2 separate regions of the Homo sapiens genome follow, and region 2 is linked to region 1. Evidence: read pairs that join two places in POLR2A ChIA-PET (ENCODE). Cell type or tissue: OCI-LY7. All regions are shown on one strand. Links, peaks and the distances in the headings refer to the core of each region. The heading gives the core; the rest is flanking DNA. Region 1 overlaps TFIP11 (tuftelin interacting protein 11). Region 2 overlaps CRYBA4 (crystallin beta A4).

Region 1 (8,098 bases), core at 99-8,098:
TCAAGAGATCGAGACCATCCTGGCCAACATGGTGAAACCCTGTCTCTACTAAAAATACAAAAATTAGCTGGGCATGGTGGCGAGCGCCTGTAGTCCCAGCTACTCGAGAGGCTGAGGCAGGAGAATCGCTTGAACCCGGGAGGCAGAGGTTGCAGTGAGCCGAGATCGTGCCACTGCACTCCAGCCTGGCGACAAAGCAAGACTTCATCTCAAAAAAAAAAAAAAAAAAAAGTCATATACGAGAAAGATACTTGCTCACACAAATTTACAGCAGCACAATTCGCAGTTGCAAATATGTGGAACCAACCCAAATGCCCACCAATCAACAAGTGGATAAAGAAACTGTGGTATAAATATAATGGAATATGACTCAGCCATAAAAAGGAATGAAATAATGGCATTCGCAGCAAGTTGGTTGGAATTGGAGACTATTATTCTAAGTGAAGTAACTCAAGAATGGAAAACCAAACATCTTATGTTCTCACTTATAAGTGGAAGCTAAGTTATGAGGATGCAAAGGCATAAGAATGACACAATGGACTTTGGGGACTCGGGGAAAGGATGGGAAGGGGGTGAGGGATAAAAGACTACAAATTGAACCAGGCACGGTGGCTCACGCCTGGAATCCCAGCATTTTTTTGGAGGCCAAGGCGGGTGGATCACGAGGTCAGGAGATTGAGATCATTCTGGCCAACATGGTGAAACCCTGTCTCTACTAAAAATACAAAAATTAGCTGGGCGTGGTGGCGTGTGCCTGTGATCCCAGCTACTTGGGAGGCTGAGGCAGGAGAATCGCTTGAACCAGGCAGTTGGCGGTTGCAGTGAGCTGCGATCACGCCACTGCACTCCAGCCTGGTGACAGAGTGAGACTCCATCTCAAAAAAAAAAAAAAAAAAAAGACTACAAATTGGATTCAATGTATACTTCTCAGGAGATGGGTACACCAAAATCTCACAAATCACCACTAAAGAACTTACTCATGTAACCAAATACTACCTGTTCCCCAAACCCTATGGAAATAAAACATTTCAAAAAAATTAAAAAAAAAAAATTCATAGCCAAATGAATTTAAATTCCTAAAGCACTGTCAGCATGAGCAGAGAATTAATCAAGGCCAGCACTGCTGCCTTCCCCCACCTTCAGCAATCCTTCCCAACCCCCCAGGAGAAAGGAGCTGGGGTACAGAGCCCTGCTCTGTGGTGTACCTGTGAAAGGCATCTGCTGAGAGGTCCTGTCCGCCATGGGACAAGAGCTGGTCATTCTCTAGGAGGCTTTTCCACTTAGAGATGATCTCGGTGCCATAAGTGCAGTCCTGAGGAGAAAGGTGAGCAGTTGAGGGGCAGCGGGCTCTCCAGCCCTCCCTGCCCATTGAACCAACTCATCAAGCAAGGGTAAGCCCAACCGAGAGGCAGGGATAGGTTGATTTTCCCAGCAACTCACTTTGAGGGGATCCCACTCCTTGAAGTACTCCTTCATGAGTGGATAGACGATGGCCACAGCAAGGTCCACACGGTCGGACATCCTGTACTCCTCATAGTACTTGTCCTGCAGGGTTTCGAAGATGCGGGCACACTCGTCCAGGGTGAGGGGGTTGCTGCAGTCGGGCTGCATCCGCCGCTCGCACTCCTCCACCATCTCCAGGACCTTGCTGAGGTTCGAGATGACCCGCTCCTCGTGGTCCAGGACCTCGGTCATCTTCTCCAGCTCGTGGAAGAGGTTGACCACCATGTCCCGCTCATACTGTAGCTGCCGGTCATTCTGGATGATCTCCTGCTCCGTGAGGTCGATGAGCAGCTGCAGGTTGTGCTCCAGCTCGGGCAGCGCGAAGCCGGGGGCCTTGGCCTCTTTGCCAGACTGTGGCAGCTGTTGGGACTGTAGCGGCAGCCCATCATCGGGAACGTTGTGCTTGTGGCTGATCTGACTGTAGCTGTAGTAGACCTTCTGCTCCCGGCCTGTCATGTCTATGACCTTGGAAAACATAGAGGGATGAAGGTTAACACCGCTGCAGCCCTGTTAAACACACAGCTAAGCCCAGGGGAAGGCCCCATGACAGGGGAAGTGTGTAGAAACCACATTATTCAACAGAGCTGGAGAAGGGCAGTGTTGTAAAGTGGGAACCATACTGTCCTAGCCTAAAGGAGACTCCAGGGACAAAATCAGATGCAGCAAGCAGTTCTAGGTTGGATCACTGTGAACAAGCCAGATGGAGAAGACTTTTTAGGGAAACATGAAATTTAAATAGGGACTGAGTATTAGTAGATGTGAAAATTTATTTTAATGGAAAGGTAGAAGCTGTACTGATCAAAGAAGGTAACATACAATCAGAATATCACATTTTGATTTAAAAAATGCACATAAGCATAGAAAAAGATCTAGGATGTATAACAAGATGTTAACATTTGGTAATCTTGGAAGGATGGAAAATATTTTCTACATTTTTGCCTATTTCCTAATTTTCTAAAATGTACTACACACTGCTGTGTAATAACAAAGTTTTTTTAAATTTAATTTATTTATTTATTTTGAGACAGAATCTCGCTCTGTTGCCCAGGCTGGAATGCAGTGGCACGATCTCAGCTCACTGCAAGCTCCGCCTCCTGGGTTTAAGCCATTCTCCTGCCTCAGCCTCCCAAGTAGCTGGGACTACAGGCGCCCGTCACTACACTTGGCTAATTTTTTGTATTTTTAGTAGGGATGGGGTTTCACTGTGTTAGCCAGGAAGGTCTCAATCTCCTGACCTTGTGATCCGCCTGCCTCAGCCTCCCAAAATGCTGGGATTACAGGCATGAGCCACTGCGCCCAGCCTTTTAATTTTAAAACAAAATAAAATATACAAAAGGCTAACTGAACAAAGGCAACCTAGACAATGAGCTAATTCCAATATTTTAGGAAAACAGGAAATGTGAATACGGACTACACTTCTGAAACAGAATGATTCATCACCACTTTTTAAGTAAGAGTGTGATCCATGAACCACCAGCTTTAGACTCACTGGAGGAAAAAAAAAAAAAGAGTCCTGAGGTTCAGTCTAGACTCAATTCCTGGGAGGCACCTAGACACTCTTATTTCTTATCAGGTCGTCCAGATAACAGCACGTTTGAGAACCCCACTAAAGGCTTTCTTTGAGGTCTATGACACACTACATATCCTACAGCAAATGACAACAGGCAACTGTCACCACTGTTCTTTGACTACTTGGAAAAGTAACGGAAAACTTTTTTTTTTTTTTTTTTTTTTTGAGACGGAGTCTCGCTCTGTCCCCCAGGCTGGAGTGCAGTGGCACGATTTCCGCTCACTGCAAGCTCCGCCTCCTGAGTAAATGCCATTCTCCTGCCTCAGCCTCCCGAGTAGCTGGGACTACAGGCGCCCACCATCACATCCGGCTAATTTTTTGTATTTTTAGTAGAGACGGGGTTTCACCATGTTACAGGACGGTCTCGATCTCCTGACCTTGTGATCTGCCCGCCTAGGCCTCCCAAAGTGCTGGGATTACAGGCGTGAGCCACCATCCCCAGCCAAGTAATGGAAAACTTAATACACTACATGGACGTAACAGTGGCTGAAAATTTAATCTATCTTAAAAAAAGAAAATACTCAATGCTGGCTAAGGAGCCCTGGGGACTCTCTCCTGCCCTCCTGGTCAGAGAGAGTTAATACAACCTTCTGAGTATTTAAATGCCTTAAGTACTTTTGTATTCAACATGGTGATTGCACATGTACATGTCTATCCTTAAAAAATGTCTGAAACAAAGACAAAGTTTTATATACAAACTAACCAGCCAAAAACCCAAACTAAACCAGATAAAAGCTAAATGTCTAACAACGGAGGTAGGATCAAATAATACAGCACAGCCACTCTCTGGAATTACGTGCTCATTATAAACACTTTGCACTGAGTTTTTAATAACAAGAATGTTATTAAATTCACTGATGTAAGCTCCAGAAACACAGGAACATCATTTGGTTTACCAGTGTAGTGCCGTGAAGAGTGCCTAGCAGAGAAGGAACTTGGTAACTATTACTAAATATGGGAGTGTAATGAATAGGAACATGATATTAATACTATGTGAGCATGTTCCTATTCATTACACTCCTATAAATAAGTGAGAAAAGCAAGGTACCAAAAAAAAAAAAAAAAAAAAAAGCCTAGCTAAAAGATCCAAAAAACCCTCGAACATGTTCAGTGATTATTTCTGGGGTGTGGATCCTGTACCAGGTGTCCAAGGGCCCCTGTACCTTGACTTGAGAAAGTTCCTTCTGGGGAGCAGTGAGCTTCTTGCTAATCCTGCCCTTGGCCTTCAACTCTTCCACGGTCTTGTAAGAGTATTTGGGCTTCTTCTTGCTTCCACTTGGGTCTTTCCTCCACTGGCTCAGCTCCTTCTGAAACTCCTGAACCAGAAGAATACAGTCAGATGCAGCAAGGAACAACCACTTTTTACCACAGGTGAGGTAGCTGAGACCATTAGCAGATGTCACCATTCACTGTCTTAGATTTATTTACAAGCTCTATATGAAGGAAGGAAAGGATGCACCTGCAAGACACCAAAACTATCTAATGATACTCCTTGACCCCATTCGCCCTCTTACAAATAATGAGGTTCAGAAGGCAGGTACACCAGATGGGAGGGAGAAACAAAAATAAAGATAAACGAAACAACATTTATTGAGCATCTACTATGGGCAGGCACTATACTACTTTTAAATGTACCTCATGTAAAACTTAGAAATGCAATGTAAAGGATTTTTTAAGCACACAAAACCTTGTTTCTAACTTTAAAATGAAGATAAATAAGCAGGCCCTAACTCTCAAAGCAAAGGTGTCTCTTACAATCAGGGTCTGCAAAACCTTTCTAGAGGAGGAGCTAAGGCAAGCTTGTCCAACCCGCAGCCCAGGACGGCTCTGAATACGGCCTGTTTACGAACACAAATTTGTAAACTTTCTTAGTGTGACGGTAGTAAAGTCCAGCCCACAGAAGTTGGTTTTGGGGTTGTCACTATGTTTTTCTCATACTGGTTAAGACTTGTCATTTTTTCTCTAAAAGTATCTAGACATCTGGCTACTTTGGGAAAATCAGAGGATCAGGCAATACTGAGCCCACATCCTCATAAGCAACAATCACCTAGAGCTGAATAAAGATTTACCTTCTAGACAGACTACAGCCTCACCTCTGTGCCACAGTCCCCACCACTCTTTATTGTCTAGCACCTGGCTCATCTTACTTGCTTCTGTGGTGTGCCTGGCACCTGTAGGCTTCTGAGAACACCTGACTCACAGTGGTCAATCCCACATTTATCAAATAACTCTTTCATGAAAAGGTCAGTGACATGAAGAGTAACATGTCTCTTTGCAGCATCCTGCTTTCCCCCATAAATTCAAACAGGAAAAGAGTAATACTTCAATCAAGAGAGCTGGCCCTTTCTATCACTGGGGAAAAGGGACACACAGCTGCCAGCAGATGGCTCCCTGCTGCACTTGGGATGAAACCTGAGCACCTAAAAATGGCTGTCATGGCTGTCTTGTGGACCACCCACCCCTCTGAATGCACTTCCTTCCCCTCTGCTTTGTGTACCGCCCTCCCACCGCAAGGGCTTCCTTTATGGTTTCTTAACCACCAAGCTCAGAGCCTCTCAGTGTCCTCTGGCTTGTCAGCTCACCCTTCTGCCAAGTCTCAACTGAAATGTTTCCTTTCCCAAAAGGTTTCCCTGACCAGCCTATTTATAAAAGTAGGTCAACACCACCTCCCAACCCCCAGCCTTATTTTCTGTCTAGGCAGCTCCTGGCACCTTCTGCCATTTCAACTGCCACTTCCACACCACAGCTGCTTGTTTACTCTCTGTCCACCCTAGCCCTCTCATCATGGTGCACCTAGCCTTCAGCCCAGTACCTGGCATACGGTACATGTACAATAAACATCTGAGGACTAACAGAATGAAGGGATAAATGAACAGCCATTAGAAATGGACAGGACACCATCCACCCATGTCTCCTGACTTCCAGTTACCTCTTCAGCTTCTTCCTCTGAGTCAACCACAGGGAAGTCTTGCATGGACTGAGTGGTGCGCTCGGATCCATAAGCCCCCACAGCACCTTTTCCCTTTCTCTGCTTGGCTTCAATTGGGTTAATGATACCTGAGGAATTTCAGCAAAAAAAAAAGAGAGTCTTACGATCACAGCAATTCATGTATGTGAATCAGCCACTCAGTGAAATGACAGTTTCTTGCTCCTTCCACAAAATAACATGCTACTCAGGAAGGAGAGCTATTCTCTGCCCTCAGAACACTACTCTTGTCCCTTGTGATTTGAAACTTATGAGCATTTATGCTACCACAGAACAGTCTGCTGACTAGTTTATTTATATCCCAAATAGATTTCCATTTCCACTTGGATTGTTTAGTGGACAGGAAGAAAACAGAACACTACATTTATAACTGAGAACTCCAGCACACTAAATTCTATGCTTCACTTCTTTGGGAGCCTCTATTAGGGAAAATGCAATAATTCCAATACTATACTGATTCTGACTGAAGTGAAGCTGCAATTTAATATAAGACTCCTCACATATTTTACTTAGGAGTTCCTATCTCCTGTGTTTAACTTTTTTATAACAAGTTTAAGCCCTGGAAATAAACGTTGTTTTTCTCATAAAAGAGTTTACGAATAGGACCACAACATTTCAATGAAGACGTTCCCCTGACTCCAAATTTTCCATCCCTGCCCCCCTTCCATTTAGTTCCACTGAAGTCTTAAATAAGAGCTATCCCTGGGCCAGATGTGGTGGCTATGCTTGTAATCCTAGCACTTTGGGAGGCCAAGGTCTTGAACCAGCCTGGGCAACATAGTAAGACCCCATCTACAAAAAAAGAAAAAATTAGCCAGGCACAGCAGAGTGTGCCTGTGGTCCCAGCTACTTGGCAGGGTTGAGCCCAGGAGGTTGAGGCTGCAGTGAGCTATGATCATGCCATGCCATTGCACTCTACCCTAGGTAACAGAGTGAGACTTTGTATCAAAAAAAAGCAAAAAAACTGTCCCCTCATTCTCATTCAGTGTATCTTTACTCAAGTTCATGTATTTTTCATGTACCTAATGTTTTCAACACATAACCTGGATTTCACTTTAATAATTATTTAGAGGCCAGGCGCAGTGGCTCACACCTATAATCCCAGCACTTTGGGAGGCCGAGGAGGATGGATCACTTGAGGTCAGGAGTTCGAGACCAGCCTGGCCAACACAGTAAAACCCTGTCTCTACCAAAAATACAAAAATTAGCTGGGCGTGGTGGCGGGTGCCTGTAATCCCTGCTACTCGGGAGGCTGAGGCAGGAGAATCACTTGAACCCAGGAGGTGGAAGTTGCAGATGAGTTGAGATCGTGCCACTGCACTCCAGTCTGGGTGACAAGAGTGAAATTCTGTCTCAAAAAATAATAATGTTATTATTATTATTTAGAGACTGGAATTTGAATATGTAGGATACATTTGATTATATCTACTTGGCAATCATGCATAGGAAATAGCTCAAGAAGAGGGGGAAATGTTCCTGTAGGAAGAATCCAACTGTTTGGTTTGAGAGGCTTTGGTCTCAAGAAGGTAAGAGTGTGACAGGGGCTGTGTCTCAATGGGGCTGGCCATGAGAAGACAGGAGGAGACTGGGCTACTAGAGGAAGATGGAAGTAACCAATGCAGGATTTGCTCAGCCAGTTTTATAGCCATATGGCTCTAGCTATTACAAAAACTATGCACGATGTTTTACTGATATTCCTGAAGGACAAATAGGGTTATTTCCACAAAATTAAAACCCTTGTGAGTAGGGATGGCAAACTCAAATGACTCTGGGACCAAGAAAAGTTCCTGTGGGTTGGGGTGGAAGACAACAGGGGGTAATGGAGACTGCCTCCAAGAGAAGGCCATGTCCATCGTCCCAGGAGCAGTTCTCACTTGCCTCAACTAACTACTGCCAGGCAAAATCTAGAATTTTAGGTGAAATTGTCTGTTTTTTAAATATTAGCAACTAATTCATTTTTGTTTTTATTTATTCTATTTATTTATTTATTTATTTATTTATTTATTTATTTATTCAGGGATGGAGTCTCGCTCTGTTGC
Region 2 (8,525 bases), core at 272-8,271, 130 kb after region 1:
TTAGTGAGACACAGAGAGGTGTTAAGGACACACTAATAACACACCAAGACTTTCTAGACCAGTGTCATTCAGTGGACCTGTCTGCAATGATGGAGATGTTCTACATCTACACCATCCATTTCAGAGCCACTGGCCAGATGTGACCATTGAGGATTTGAAAGGTAGCCAGCATGAGTAGAGAACTGAATCTTGTTTAATCTTAATTTATTTAAGTTTAAATTTAATTAGCTACATATGGCCAGTGGCTACCATATTAGATAGAAGGTTCTAGAAGGTTGGAAAGCAGGTAGAAAGGAGATGTGGCCAGTAGCTACCATATTGGATAGAAGGCTCTAGAAGTTTGGAAAGTAGTTGGAAAGATGTGGCCAGTAGCTACCATATTGGATAGAAGTTTCTAGAAGGCAGGAAAGTAAATAGAAAGGAGGTGTGGCCAGTAGCTACCATACTGGATAAAAGTTCTAGAAGTTTGGAAAGTAGATCGAAAGGAGATGTGGCCAGTAGCTTCCATATTGGATAGAAGGTTCTAGAAGGTTGGAAAGTAGCTAGAAAGGCAATGTGGCCAGTAGCTACCATATTGGATAGAAGGTTCTAGAAAGTTGGAAAGTAGATAGACAGGAGATGTGGCCAGTAGCTACCATATTGGATAGAAGGTTGTAGAAGTTTGGAAAGTAGATAGGAGATTTGGAGTCACTTAATGCTACACCTGTGAGTGCCACCTGAGGTCATCTTGGGTGATTTTTGCACATCTCATGCTTTAGTAAATACTCTTTTAGCTTCTGATTTGTGCAGGTGGGGAATGGGGGTCAGATGGGAACAGAGGCTTTCTAGGGGTATGTCCAGCAGGCTGACAGACTCAGCCAGTAAGCAGACAATGAGCTTGGATAGATTCAGACAGTTTATTACTTATACAGACAGTAAAGGCAAGGTGCAGCCTCCTGTGTCCCTTGTCCTACTGGACGACACCAAAACAAAGGGGGCTGAATGACAGGCATTAGGAATGGTAGGAACCCCGTGGCTGAAGAGCTGCTTCCATGCTTCAACGATAGCTTGCTGCTGTCGCCTGTGGGGAGGCGAGGTGGAAAGCCCCACATCTCAGAGTGGCCAGAGAGGCAGATGAGGGGCTGCCTCGTGGCAGCCTCCCACAAGAGAGGGAGGAAAATGAGAGATGGCCATGCGGTCGCTCCTTGCAAGACTGCCCGTCTCCCACACCCTGGCAGGATCACGGGGAATTCCACCAAGGTGAGATCAGTCTGTGATCAGCTTTGCCTCCTTGGCCTCTGTGGACACGGACGGAGGAGCAAGGTTGTCAGGGCACCTGTGTGAAGCAGTTTCCCTACCTATGGGACACACAGCAAGTGAGGTCTAGAGCTGGGTTCCTCAACTCTGGCGCTACTGATGTTTCGGGCTGGATCATCCTTTGCAGGGAAGGCTGGCCTGTGCATTATGGGATGTTTAGTGGTATCCCTGGCCTCTACCCGATAGATGGCCTTCGCAGTCCCTCCCCTAGTCGTGACAACCAAAAATGTCTCCAGCCATCGTCAAGTGTTTCCTGGGGGCACAGTCACCCCTGAATGGTTGTGACTGTGACCGTTCTAGACCCAATTGCTGGTCTAGAATGCAGGGTGAGGGGGACGCTTACCTCCTGCACACTCTACCCTCTGTCTGCAGGTGGGTGGGCTTTGAGCATGCTGGCTTCCAAGGGCAGCAGTACATTCTGGAACGAGGCGAATATCCAAGCTGGGATGCCTGGGGCGGCAACACGGCCTACCCCGCCGAGAGGCTCACCTCCTTCCGGCCTGCGGCCTGTGCTGTAAGTTCTACCACTGCTGCATCCCGGGGAGGCCCAAGCCCCTCATGTGGGCACTTCGGAATCAAAGGTTCCAGAGTTGAAATTCTCATGTCGCCACTTCAAGCTGTGTGACAAGGGCTGTTCAGTCTCTTTCCTCTCCAAGCCTCGGTTTCTTCATCTTGAAATGGGGCAATAGTACCAATGTTCTTGGGAAGAAGAACGTATAACATCTGACCAGAGCCTGCCTTAAACTCTCTGCTCACAGCAACCCTGGTTGTGATAGGAGCCCCTGCCAGTTTTGTGCCCTTTTTTTTTTGTGATTCAGGGACCCTGAGAGAATCTGGGTACCAGGGATGGTAGGGCCAAGTGGAGAGGAAAGGTTTCATTTCTTGCTCCTAATTCAGCATCAGTGCTCCTGATCTTACATTTTACTGCTGTTTTTGGAGTGTGGGTGGAGGTGGGCATTATTATTCCCATCTCACCAATGAAAACATTGAGGCTCAGAAAGGTGTATTTTAGGCTGGGCATGGTGGCTCACACCTGTAATCCCAGCACTTTGGGAGGCCAAGGCGGGTAGATCACTTGAGGCCAGGAGTTCAAGATCAGCTTGGCCAACATGGTGAAACCCTGTCTCTACTGAAAATACAAAAAAATTAGTTGAGTGTGGTGGCACATGCCTGTAGTCCCAGCTACTCAGGAGGCTGAGGCAGGAGAATCACTTGAACCCGGGAGACAGAGGTTGCAGTGAGCCAAGATCGCACCACTGCATTCCAGCCTGGGCGCCAGAGCAAGACTCTGTCTCAAAACAAAACAAAACAAAAAAACAAAAACAAACAAACAAACACAAAAACAACAAAGTGTGTTTTATTTTTCAATTCTTATTGATTTAAAATGACATAAGTCACCATATTTACCATCCAAAATTCTGAAGGAAAATCCTGCTATGGTCAGGGTTGAGTATCCCTTACCTGAAATGCTTGGGACCAGAAGTGTTTTGGATTTTGAATATTTTCCCCAGATTTTGCAATATTTGTAATACTTACAGTTGAGCAGCCTGAATCCAAAAATCCAAAATCTGAAATACTGCAGTGAGCATTCTTTGAGTGTCATGTCGTCACTCAAAAAGTTTTAGATTTTGGAGCATTTTGGATTTCGGATTTTTAGGTTAGGGATGTTCAACCTATACATTTGTGTCTCTATGTATATACACATCCAAATCAACATCTACATCTATATCTGTATAATCTATATATCTTATCTATATTGCACACATAATTTTGTCATAAAATTGGAATCATAATGAATCTAAGGCTTGGAAACTAGCTTTTCTCACTGAGCAAATGTGTCGCAATCATCAGTCCAGGTGATTAAATCTCACTTCCATCGTTTTTCATAGCTCCCTAGTATTCTGTTTTGTGAATAAGTCCATTTGTTCATTTATTCTGCAAACAGTCTAGATATTGTGCTAATATAGGGACCCGTGGCGGGCTGCAACAGAAACAATCCCTCATTCCCAGCAGTTTGCAACTCCTGATTTCATTTAGTCCTCAAAAGAACCCTGAAAAATGGGTAGGGTTAGTTTCATTTTATAGATACAGGAACAGAGGCTCAGAAATCCTGTCTAACCTCAGTCAGTTGGTAAGTGGCAGCTGCCTCCTAGCAGGAAGGATTTGAGATGATATCTCTACACCTCCTTTCTTTCCTTCTTTTTTCTTTTCTTTTCTTTTCCTTTCCCCTCCCTCCCTCCCTCCCTCCCTCCTTTCTTTCTTTCTTTCTTTCTTTCTTTCTTTCTTTCTTTCTTTCTTTCTTTCTTTCTTTCTTTCTTTTTCTTTCTTTCTTTCTTTCCTTCTTTCTTTTTCTTTCTTTCTTTCTTTCTCTTTCTTTCCTTTTCTTTCTTTCTTTCTTTCTTTCTTTCTTTCTTTCTCTTTCTTTCCTTTTCTTTCTTTCTTTCCTTCTTTCATTCTCTGTCTTTCTTTTTCTTTCTTTTTCTCTTTCTTTCTTTCTCTTTCTCTCTCTCTCCTTCCTTCCTTCCTTCTCTCTCTCTCTTTCTTTCTTTCTTTCTTTTGATGGAGTTTTTGCTTTTGTTGTCCAGGCTGGAGTGCAATGCCACAATCTCGGCTCACTGCAACCTCTGCCTCCCAGGTTCAAGCGATTCTCCTGCCTCAGTCTCCCAAGTAGCTGAGATTACAGGCATGTGCCACCACGCTTGGCTAATTTTTTGTATTTAGTAGAGACAGGGTTTCACCATGTTCGTCGGGCTGGTCTTGAACTCCTGACCTCAGGTGATCCACCCTCCTCGGCCTCCCAAAATGCTGGGATTATAGGCGTGAGCCACCGCGCCGGGCCTCTACACCCTTTTTCTTAACCACAGTGTAATGCCTCAGCTTACCACTGGATCCCCAATTTTGGACATAAAAGTTGACTCCTTTTTTTGTTTGTTTGTTTTTGAAAAAACTGTTATGATGAACATTCTTGCAGCCTATTTATTCCATGATTATTTTCTTTGTGGAAATTTCTGGAAGGGCAAATGGCAAGGTTTCTGGTACCTGTTGCCTTATTGCCCTTCCAAAAGGTTTGCAAGGAAGGCTGATTTGGGAGACAAGGGCAGGGAGTGTGGAGGCCAGGAGAGGCTCCTGGGTTTCCAACTGGGAGCCTGCTGGTCTGACTGTGTTCCCTGTTCCTGTAGAACCACCGTGACTCGAGGCTGACAATCTTCGAGCAAGAGAACTTCCTGGGCAAGAAAGGAGAGCTGAGCGATGACTATCCTTCCCTCCAGGCCATGGGATGGGAAGGCAATGAAGTAGGGTCCTTCCACGTCCACTCTGGGGCGTAAGTGTATTCAAGGCTCTACCTGGCAGGGGAGGGGCTACTGGGAGGGGTAGGTGTACCTCCTGTGAAAACTGTGTGCTGGGGACTTTTGTGCTCTGATGCCCACATTCCAGAGGAGAACACTGAGGCACAGGGAGGTATCAGGCAGAATTTGAGGGACTGAAACCCAGATCAAACTGGTTTGAGCCCAGAAGATATTTATCAGCCCCTGTAATTAGCTTCAAGCATAGCTGGATCCAGGTACTACAGCAGGTATCTCTCTCCCCCCACAACCCCCAACCTGTTGCCCTGCCTGCCTCTGTGTGACTATATTCTTAGACAAGCTCTTCCTGTGTGAAGGCAAAGGTGGCGGCTTCATCGTTACATCCAGCCCTAGGGAAAGACAGTGTCCAGGCTCAGTGATTCTATTAAAGGTTCCAAGAAAGGTGCTCATTGGTCCAGCTGGGTCCTGTGCTCAACTCTGAACCAATCATCATGCCCATAGGAATGGGGTGTTCTGATTGGCTAGGTTTGGTCATGTGGTCCATTGCTAGATTCAGCCTCATTTTCTCACCTTGGCTGAGAGTGAGAGGCCACAGGCTCTTTGGCTAGAAGAGGGGAGAATGAATGCCCCTAGCCATAAAACACAGGTGTGGCTCCAGCAACCTGCTCAAAGTCCATCAGCAGGTAGGTAACAATCCAGCTTCAAACTCAGCACTGACTGGCCCTTTCCTTTCCACCCAGGAGGTGGCAGGTGAAGGCTAAGGTGTGAGATTCTTATTTAGGGAGGACATCAGAACCACTTTCTGAGGTGCCCCTTGGCTCCTGGTAGGCAGGGGGCAAAGATGGGAGGTAGGGTTTTTCATCTTTTTTTTTTTTCTTTTTTTGGCTTTAGTTTTCTCAGGAACCACCAAAGAATCATGTTGTTTTAGAGTAAGAGGGACCCCTTGTGATTCTTGAGTTCACTTCCTCTTTTACAGAAAGGGAAATGGAGGCTTGGAAAACCAGACACCAATCCTTGTCCTGAACAGAGTAGAAATCAATGAGTTGGGCCAGACACGGTGGCTCACGCCTGTAATCCCAGCCCTTTGGGAGGCTGAGGTGGGCGGATCACCTGAGGTCAGGAGTTCGAGACCAGCCTGGCCAACATGGTGAAAGCCCGTCTCTACTAAAAATACAAAAAATTAGCTGGGTGTCGTGGCTATGCCTCTAGTCCCAGCCACTCGGATGAGGCAGAATTACTTGAACCCAGGAGGCAGAGGTTGCAGTGAGCCGAGGTCATGCCACGGCACTCCAGTCTGGGCAACAGAGTGAGACTCTGTCTCAAAAAAAAAAAAAAAAAAAAAATCAATGAATTGAAATGATAGCTTTTTTTCTTGGAAGTGCCTCTGGATAAGGAAGGAGGGAGAAAGGGGAAAGAACAAGACTTCCCATTCCTTCACTTGTTCACTTATTCAGCAAATATTTAGGAACCCCTTCTTCCTTGCTAGACTTTTATATATTTATGCAGGTGGTGATAACGATGAACAAAACATACACGTTCCTACACTCAGGAGCTTGCCTGCTGGCAGGGGAGGCTGATATTTTACAAATAATTTGAAAACTATCGAATTACATGAGTGCTACAAAGGTATAATAAGGGACTGTGGCCTGATTTGGGGAACGAGTCAGATTGCCCTCATAATTAAGATGAGCCATGAAGGACAAATACAACTTGTCTAGGAAAAGAAAGGCTGGGATGGTGCTTCTGGCAAAGGGAATGGCATGATCAAAGGCCCTGTGGTAGGGGAGAGAGCATGGCACATTGTGAGCACTGAAGAAAGGCCAGGATGGCTGGAATTGTGTGCGTGTGCATAGATCCCTTTGCCCCTGTGTTGATCACCATGCTGGTGTCTCTGTAGAGTAACTGTCTGCCTTTTCTCTTTTCCAGCTGGGTTTGCTCCCAGTTTCCGGGCTACCGAGGATTTCAGTATGTGCTGGAATGCGATCACCATTCCGGTGACTACAAACATTTCCGGGAGTGGGGCTCTCATGCCCCGACCTTCCAGGTGCAGAGCATCCGCAGGATCCAGCAGTGAACAGGGGTGCGGCACGGAGGAGCGCATGCGTGCTTATCTGCAATGGAGGCGCTCTGGAGGCTGTGGTGTGTTCTCTCCTTCTGCCTCCCCCTGTAACCTGTGTGAACCCAGCACCCATGTGAACTGGTCCGTGCACAGTCAGCACAAAAAACTCAAACGAATAAAAAAGAGAAAGTCTGGTATTAGTTGTGCTTTTCAATTTTATTAATCTTTTCAAAGAACCGGTTTTTAGCCTTGTTTTCTCTATCATTATTCCACTGATTTTTACTCTTAACTTCAGTATTTCCTTTCTTCTATTTACTTCAGGCCTACTTTGTTCTTAGTTTTTCTAGCTTTTTTTTAAGGCAGACTTCTGGGTCATTAATTTTAGGCCTCTCTTTCCCCCACCCAGTACGGTCATTTAGCTATAAATTTCCCTCCAAGTATGGCTTTAGCTGCTTCCCACAAATATTAATTTGATGTGTTTTCATTGTCATTCAGTTTGATATTTTCTAGTTTCACTTGTGGTTTTTTTTTTTTCTTTTGACCTATGGGCTATTTAAAGGGATGTTATTTAAATTCCAAATACTTTAGGATTTTCTAGGTGTTTATTGTTATTGGTGTGTTTTTAAAGACCAATGTGGTCGGAGAACATATTCCTTAAGATTTAAGTCTTCTGCAATGAATTAAGACTTATTTTATGGCCCAGCACATGGTTTTTGTATTTTAATTTTATTTTTTGTTTGTTTGTTTGTTTTGTTTTTAATGAGTCAAGGTTTCACTCGTCACCCAGGCTGGAGTGCAGTGGTGCAATCTTGTCTCACTGCAGCCTCGACCTCCCAGGTTCAAGCAATTCTGCCTTAGCCCCACAAGCAGCTGAGATTACAGGTGTGTGCCACCACACCTGGTAATTTTTGTATTTGGTAGTGACAGCGTTCGCCATGTTGCCCAAGCTTGTCTTGAACTCCTGAGCTCAGGACATCTGCCTGCCTCAGCCTACCAAAGTGCCAGGATTACAGGCCTGAGCCACTGCTCCTGGCCACATGGTCTATCTTTGAAAGGCTTGGTAGTACACTTGAAAACTATTTATATTCTGCAGTTATTGGGTACAGTGTTCTGTAAATGTCAGATCAAATTTGTTAACAGTGTTGATGCGATTTTTCTATACCCTTGCTGATTTTTTTTTTTTTTTTTGAGACAGGATCTCATTCTGTCACCCAGGCAGGAGTATAATGGCACAATCATAGTTCACCGCAGCTTGTTTTTAAAAAATCAATTTTAGTGAATTACATAGAAAGAATCATTGATTATTTGGATTTATCTGTTTCTTACCTTAGTTTTGTCTATTTTTGCTTCCTGATTTTTTTTTTCCTTCAGGAATTGTGATGCTCTGTTGTTAGGTGTACATATATTTATGATTGCTATGTCTTCTTGATAAATTGTTCCTAGCTTGTGGTTTTCAAAGCCACGCATGGAGAGTCAGTTCTCTCCCCTAGCAAAACTTCTTTTCACGCGCGTCCGTGTGAAGAGACCACCAAACAGGCTTTGTGTGAGCAATATGGCTGTTTATTTCACCTGGGTGCAGGCGGGCTGAGTCCAAAAAGAGAGTCAGCGAAGGGAGATAGGGGTGGGGCCATTTTATAGGATTTGGGAAGGTAATGGAAAATTACAGTCAAAGGGGGTTGTTCTCTGGTGGGCAGGGGTGGATCTCACAAAGTACTTTCTCAAGGGTGGGGAGAATTACAAAGAACCTTCTTAAGGGTGGGGGAGACTACAAAGTACCTTCTTAAGGGTGGGGGAGATTACAAAGTACATTGATCAGTTAGGGTGGGGCAGGAACAAATCACAATGGTGGAATGTCATCAGTTAAG

Evidence for each region. Peaks named below come from ENCODE experiments on the same cell type or tissue, not always from the same donor. Only the 100,000 strongest peaks of a DNase experiment are listed, where the experiment ranks them.
Region 2: POLR2A ChIA-PET joins it to region 1 with 6 read pairs; 6 of 35 experiments call an interaction of 5 or more read pairs at or near these places.

Annotation. Positions count from the first base shown.
Region 1 is chr22:26,497,664-26,505,761 of GRCh38, forward strand. It overlaps TFIP11 (tuftelin interacting protein 11), which reads right to left. Exons shown (of 15, transcript NM_012143.4): 7 at 6,003-6,130; 8 at 4,237-4,389; 9 at 1,441-1,968; 10 at 1,206-1,312. Among named protein-coding and RNA genes, the nearest start is that of TFIP11, 11 kb to the right of the region's middle. RefSeq lists a silencer at 5,376-5,445. In OCI-LY7, for the core only: CTCF peaks have their summits at 3,604 and 5,440 (motif pointing right); a DNase peak (open chromatin) is centred at 5,508; H3K27ac peaks cover 2,110 bases.
Region 2 is chr22:26,623,813-26,632,337 of GRCh38, forward strand. It overlaps CRYBA4 (crystallin beta A4), which reads left to right. Exons shown (of 6, transcript NM_001886.3): 4 at 1,669-1,810; 5 at 4,476-4,618; 6 at 6,528-6,857. The coding sequence ends at 6,675. Among named protein-coding and RNA genes, the nearest start is that of CRYBA4, 6.1 kb to the left of the region's middle. In OCI-LY7, for the core only: no CTCF peak of the experiment used is centred there; a DNase peak (open chromatin) is centred at 5,117.